Linked DNA regions of Homo sapiens: region 2 is linked to region 1. Evidence: chromatin contacts called from ENCODE Hi-C or POLR2A ChIA-PET data. All regions are on one chromosome and are shown on one strand. The core of a region is the stretch at or near the end of the contact, and the rest is flanking DNA. Distances in the headings are between cores, read along the strand shown. Region 1 overlaps EEFSEC (eukaryotic elongation factor, selenocysteine-tRNA specific). Region 2 overlaps EEFSEC (eukaryotic elongation factor, selenocysteine-tRNA specific).

What was found. A loop is a pair of places that touch in the nucleus more often than their neighbours do. ChIA-PET counts read pairs that join two places held with the same protein, here RNA polymerase II (POLR2A). Pooled maps may share reads with other maps.
Region 2: a loop to region 1 is called in a pooled map, with 4 times the contacts of the local background. The contact joins two enhancer-like sites. A Hi-C loop is called at or near these places in 1 of 168 maps with a recorded cell type or tissue (CD4-positive, alpha-beta T cell), 1 of 37 single-sample maps with no recorded cell type and 4 of 50 pooled maps. POLR2A ChIA-PET finds 5 or more read pairs at or near these places in 4 of 52 experiments (A673, CD4-positive, alpha-beta T cell, Caco-2 and 1 more).

What each region holds. Positions count from the first base shown.
Region 1 is chr3:128,242,064-128,244,851 of GRCh38, reverse strand. The region is part of intron 1 of EEFSEC (eukaryotic elongation factor, selenocysteine-tRNA specific); the gene reads right to left. Among named protein-coding and RNA genes, the nearest start is that of EEFSEC, 90 kb to the right of the region's middle. Within about 2 kb of position 1,456, at least 2 of the 41 ENCODE cell types and tissues checked have a DNase peak (open chromatin) inside an H3K27ac peak, as active enhancers do.
Region 2 is chr3:128,294,043-128,296,830 of GRCh38, reverse strand. The region is part of intron 4 of EEFSEC (eukaryotic elongation factor, selenocysteine-tRNA specific); the gene reads right to left. Among named protein-coding and RNA genes, the nearest start is that of EEFSEC, 140 kb to the right of the region's middle. Within about 2 kb of position 1,455, at least 6 of the 41 ENCODE cell types and tissues checked have a DNase peak (open chromatin) inside an H3K27ac peak, as active enhancers do.

The DNA.
Region 1 (2,788 bases), core at 207-2,706:
GAAGGGCAAGGCACAATGTGCAGAGTGTGATTTGTGTTGAAAAGGGGATAAGGTATACGTGTGTGTGTATGTGTGTGCACGTGTGTGGGTGTCACATACTGCATAAGTATTTGCTTCGACACACATAAAATATCTCTGAGGGAATGCAAAAGAAACTAATGACTTGGTTGTCTGCTGGGAGACCAAAGATGAGTAGGAAGGAAATTCTCTGTACATTCTTCGGTTCCTTTTCATTTTAAACAGGGATGTGTAGTATCTGTTCTAAAATAAAATTATAATTTTAAGTGCATAAATAAATAAATAATACAATAAAACACAGACCTGACCATGCCCTTCTCATGCTAAGAGCCCCACTGTCCACTGGAAAAAAAAAAAAAAAAGACTCCCCAATGTGGCTGTGGGAGGCTCCCTGTTTTTTAACTACCAGTTGCTTCCCACTCACCTTGTGCCAAGCACCATGCTGTGTGCTCCACAAACCCTTTCCTGGGCTTTTCGCCCTCTCTCCATGGCCCCATGACACTCATGCCTCCCTCACACAAGCTGAGCCCAAGCCTTCCCTACCCAGAAGATACACCCAACTGTCTTCCGGGTCCTAACCATCAGTAAATCTGGGAACTGGCCACAGGGCTGTGAGACTGGGTCTTGAGGCAGGATGAGATAAAGCCCAGCAGGGAACAAGGAGGGAGGAACACGTTGGGGGCCCAGCCTATTTTCCAGTCTCCACCTTCACAGCAGAATGGATCCTGCACTGGCCCCACAGGCCTCCCTCTCCGGTGGGTGAAGCTGTGCCCACAGAACCAAGGCCACTCAACCTCATGCGTTCCTTAAGGACTTCTCCAGAGTAATTCTGACTATCCAAGTTCCCTCTAGAACTTAAACACCTGCCACTACCTAGCCCCTAATTTACAGATGAGGAAGTCGAGGCTTTAGGGAAGTCCGTTGACTGCTCATGGTTATACAGCAGGTAGGTGGCAGAGAAGAGATCTGAACCCTGGTGCCCAGGTTCTTAACTCCCACGCCACACAGCCCGCCCTGCCCAGTGGGGACCCAGCCCACAATTTCTCCCCCTCCCCCCATCAACTCTCCCACTTCCCATCTAAAGATCAAGGTAGGACCCAGGTGGACTCTCGCCCCTTTCCCTTCCTTGCCTTTGCCCCTGCTCCTGCTTTGCCCAGAACACCTGCCCCAGGTTCACTTGCCCCTGATCCTTGATGCCCCACCCGGCTCCATGCTGAGGGTTCATAACCAAGGCCTGGGTTTTCAATCTGTATTCACAGCACAAGACCCAGCTTGGGCACAGCTTAATACATCGTTGCTGGACTAATGCAGCAAATGTCCATATCCCTGCCTCTTCTACTTTATTCACCAGGAATCTGTTCCTCTTCTTCAACAGTCGATTTCCTATTGGTATACACAACTATCCAGTCAACTATCCAGTAGGGGAATGACTCATGTGCTCCACGCATCAGGCCCTCTTGCTTCTCACGCCTATTGAGATCCTGTGGATGGGAAATGAAACTGATTGACAGACCCAGAAAACTAAGCATAGATAGGACCCAAACACTCAGGAGCCAGTTGGGATTTCATCTGCAGCCTGATCCAGCATCCAAAAGCCGTCTTTGTTCCAAAAGGCCAGGCTCTTGAGCGGACCCCGTGCAGCGCAGCCAGCACCAGGGACTTCTAAGGAGCCCAGAGGTCAGAGGGACTTGACTGGCCACACTGGGAACCAGACTAGCACTGGAAACCCGGGGTCATCACCAGGCAACTGCCTGCTGCCTGGCAGCAGCTCTCAGTTACTTTCTTTTCTTCATCAAACTTTTGATCAGACGACAGGAAGTGACACAACTGGCCCGTCTTGCCTTTTTCAAAATCCCTAGTAGTTTCATAGAATGAATCAAACAGTGTCCTTCCCAATTCCCATGAACCCAGGGTAGAAAATCGCTCTGAGACTAGAGGGACATAGCGAGTGAGTGGGTGGGAAACACAAGACAAAAAAATCAAGGCTTATAAATGATCCTCTATATTTCCCAATCTATCAGAGTTTTTCATCTAGTTGTACTGACTATAGTATCCTTAAAAGATTTGCAGAATAATTATAATAGGGTTAAAGTTTCTCAGTACATTTAAAAATTACAATTTCCAATTCTGTAAATTATATATCTTAATCATTTCAAAAATAATGAAAAACTTACAAGGGTCAGCATTTAACAAAGCATAAGTTATCTGTGAGGTGTAATTTTCCTTTTGGGACTGAAGGAATAAAATATGTTCAGAAAAAAATATTTCAGCTGGAGAAACTTAACATTATACTTTGAACATATTTTAGCAACCTCAAAATCAGATTTTTTTTTAAAAAAGTCAAAGCTATGGGCATTATAAGAAGGAGAAAAAATGTTACATTTAAAATAAAGAAAAAAAAATTTATTTCCAACTTATATTTTAAGTTCAGGGGTACATGTGCAGGATGACCAGGTTTGTTATGTAGGTAAATGTGTGCCATTATTTGTTATTTATTTATTTATTTTTTTAATTTTAGAGGCAGGGTCTTACTGTTGCCCAGGCTGGAGTGCAGTGGTGCAATCATAGCTCACTGCAGCCTTGAATTCCTGGGCTCAAACGATCCTCCTGTCCTAGCCTCCCAAGTAGCTGGGACTACAGGTGCATGCCACCATACCCAGCTTATTTTTAAAATTTTTTTGTAGAGGTGGAGTCTTGCTATGTTGCCCAGGCTGGTCTCGAACTCCTGGCCTCAATAGATCCTCCCACCTCAGCTCCCAAAGTGCTACTA
Region 2 (2,788 bases), core at 206-2,705, 52 kb before region 1:
ACACGCAGAGTACTGACTGTAAGCCACACCTATGCCAACTGGGACAAATCCAAATCGTGTCTTTCAGGCCATCTCAGGGGCACAAAGGCCAATGGATAACTGCAGCAAGGTCACAGTGGTAGTCACATGCCAGAGAGACAGACGGAGGGGCATATGTGTGTAGCGTGGAGGGCAGGAAGGTCAGTGAGGAGGTAACCTTCGAGCTGCCTCCTGAGGTGCCCACATGGATATACCCCTGTGCGGATGACGAGGAGACACAGGCCCTGCAGGTCTGTGCATGGCCATGAAGGTGAGTATGCTGAGAAAACAGGAGAACTACAGTTTGCTTTATCAGTAGAAGAATGAGAAAAGCTGAGGCTACAGAGAAAAGCAAGGGCCAGCATCAGGATGGCTTGCAAATGCTGGACTTGGTAGGAAGGGAAAGAGGAGACAAGAAAGGCTTATGGGTGGCCAGGATGAGGACAGAGTGGCATTGGACTGTGTTAGCTACATGGGGTGGCCAGCTCAGACACCATCCTTCCTCCTGCCTCCACTCACCCTTTCTGCATACCAGGGACAGGAAGCCCCATCCTGCTGGTCATATTTCAAGATCCTACGTGGATTACGTTTTCCAAGAGAAGAGCTTTTAGGGTATTCCAACATCGGGACATCCTAGTGTGGGCTCAGGATGATGAAATCTCATGCTCTGCCAGGGCCCTCTCCCACCAAAGGCAGCCAGGCAAGCTCAGCTCCCAGTACCAGGGCCTGGATAATCTCTCACTCTCTATCCTTCCATCTCTTCTGGGATGAGCGGGTGATTTCTGGACCATGGTAACATGTGCTTTCTCAGGGGAAAGGTTAAAGCTGCCCTATAGGTCACTCAGTCACAAGAGCTGAGGCTGGGGCTGGGGACCAAACCCACCACATCACGCTGGAAAGCATTCCTTTTTTGCTTTTCTGCTAGTGCCTATGCACATACTTCCCATGGGGACTCTGGGCAGGAGGATGAATGGGCTGAGGAAGGTTCAAGAATTTCCTGGGTTCCCACCACCCCACTGAGACCCTCACATAAATGAGGAGAGCAGGGTCCAGGCCATGCTGGGGTGTCTGCCTCCCCAGCTGACTGCTGGGTCACCTGCTTGGGACTCTGGCAGGAAGCAGGCATGGAACCACGTGACTTCTCCCAAACTTGGGTCCTTCTCCATCTTCTCACCACAGTTCCAGCCCCAAGGAAGATTTAAAAAAAAAAAAAAAAAAGGAGCCTCAATTGTTGGAAGGCCCTGGAATTGTTTATTTTGTAAACAAACCAATGGCAATGAATTATGTTGAACTTTTAATAAGACACACATATCATACTAGGTCTGTATATTTGCCAGCAAAAAAAAAAAAAAAAAAAAAAAGTAGGGGGAAGTACAGAAAAATGCCTTGAAGTAAAGATCACAAAAGGGGTTTCCTGTTATGAGATACGGATGCATTTCCTTGACCAAAAACAGACTGATCAAAATGCCAAATCAAAAATTATGAAAACTACAAACAGGTGACAGATTTGAACTTGCTTCCTTTGCTTCCCAGGCCCCAAGAGGCAGCCAGAGGGCCATCCAGCTCCTGTAGTTGGACACCACCAAAGGCAGGGCTGAGGGGACATCGCACTGCTGCCAGTGTTGAGTAGAAAACATTTTGGGGGTGCCTGGAATCAGCTGCAGCTTTTTGCATTGGCCTCTTTTTGTTTCACCTGAGCCTGGATGACCAAATGAAACAATTCCCCTCAACTGAGCACATTCCAGCAACGGACAAACACCACACATGGTGCAGCCAGCGAAATGTCCCATGCTGGTCTGTGGCTGGCAGAGACATAGCCATTTTCCCAGGCATCATGGGGACAGCCCTCCCTGACAGGCACAGCAGAGGCCTGGAGGTACATGCAAGAGATTGATAGTTCATCAAAATGGCAGCAACACACATTGGAGGTATGATGTGTTTCTGTTTTTGTTTCATGACAATTCTAATTCGAACAAAAATGTCAAATATCAGAACAGTCTGCCATTCCAACTGTCTGGAATGGCATCTTCCAATCCTTGCATATGCTGTTTCCTCTGATGGGAATACCCTCCCCTTACCTTTTCCACTTAGTAAACCTATTTCTTTCTTCTCAGAGCCCTCCATGTCTCCAAGAAAGCCAACCAGACCCTCCCTTGGGGTCCCTCCCTATCTCAAGTGCCCCCAGTGTACAGGTGCTCTACTTCCTTGGCTCTCTCTGTCCCACAAGGTCATGAGTTCTGATGGTGGAGCCAGTGTCTGACTTAGGTCTGGGGCCCTGCTGCTCAGTCCAGAGGGGGCACTTGGCACAACTTCTGAAACTCTCCTTTACCTGTTGTGCCTAGCAGAGAATTTATGTGTCATTTCTAGAGGCTCAATAGCTGACATTTTAAGAACACTCAGATATGATAGAACTTAATTCACTTTTCCCCTCTAAATTCCCCTTCCCAGAACAAACTTTCAGGAAGAGGCAGGTCTTCCTGTATGTACTTCAACTGTCAGCCCCTAACAGGGTCAGCAAACTCTATTCCTGGCAATCTTCAGGGCTAGGAAGGACAGATAGTCCTCCACCCTAGCCCTAGGGGACCCTATGGGAAGGAGGGATATCTGGGCCTCACCAGGTATCTGGTCTAAGGCACCCCAGTGAGGACCCCTAATGGCTCCCAACCACAATACCCCTGCAAGAGCACCAGCATGCCAGTCTACAGAAGTGCTGGCTCTGAGCTGGCTCTCTCCTCTGGATCTCTGAGGGGCCAAGGGCACAGCAGAAGGT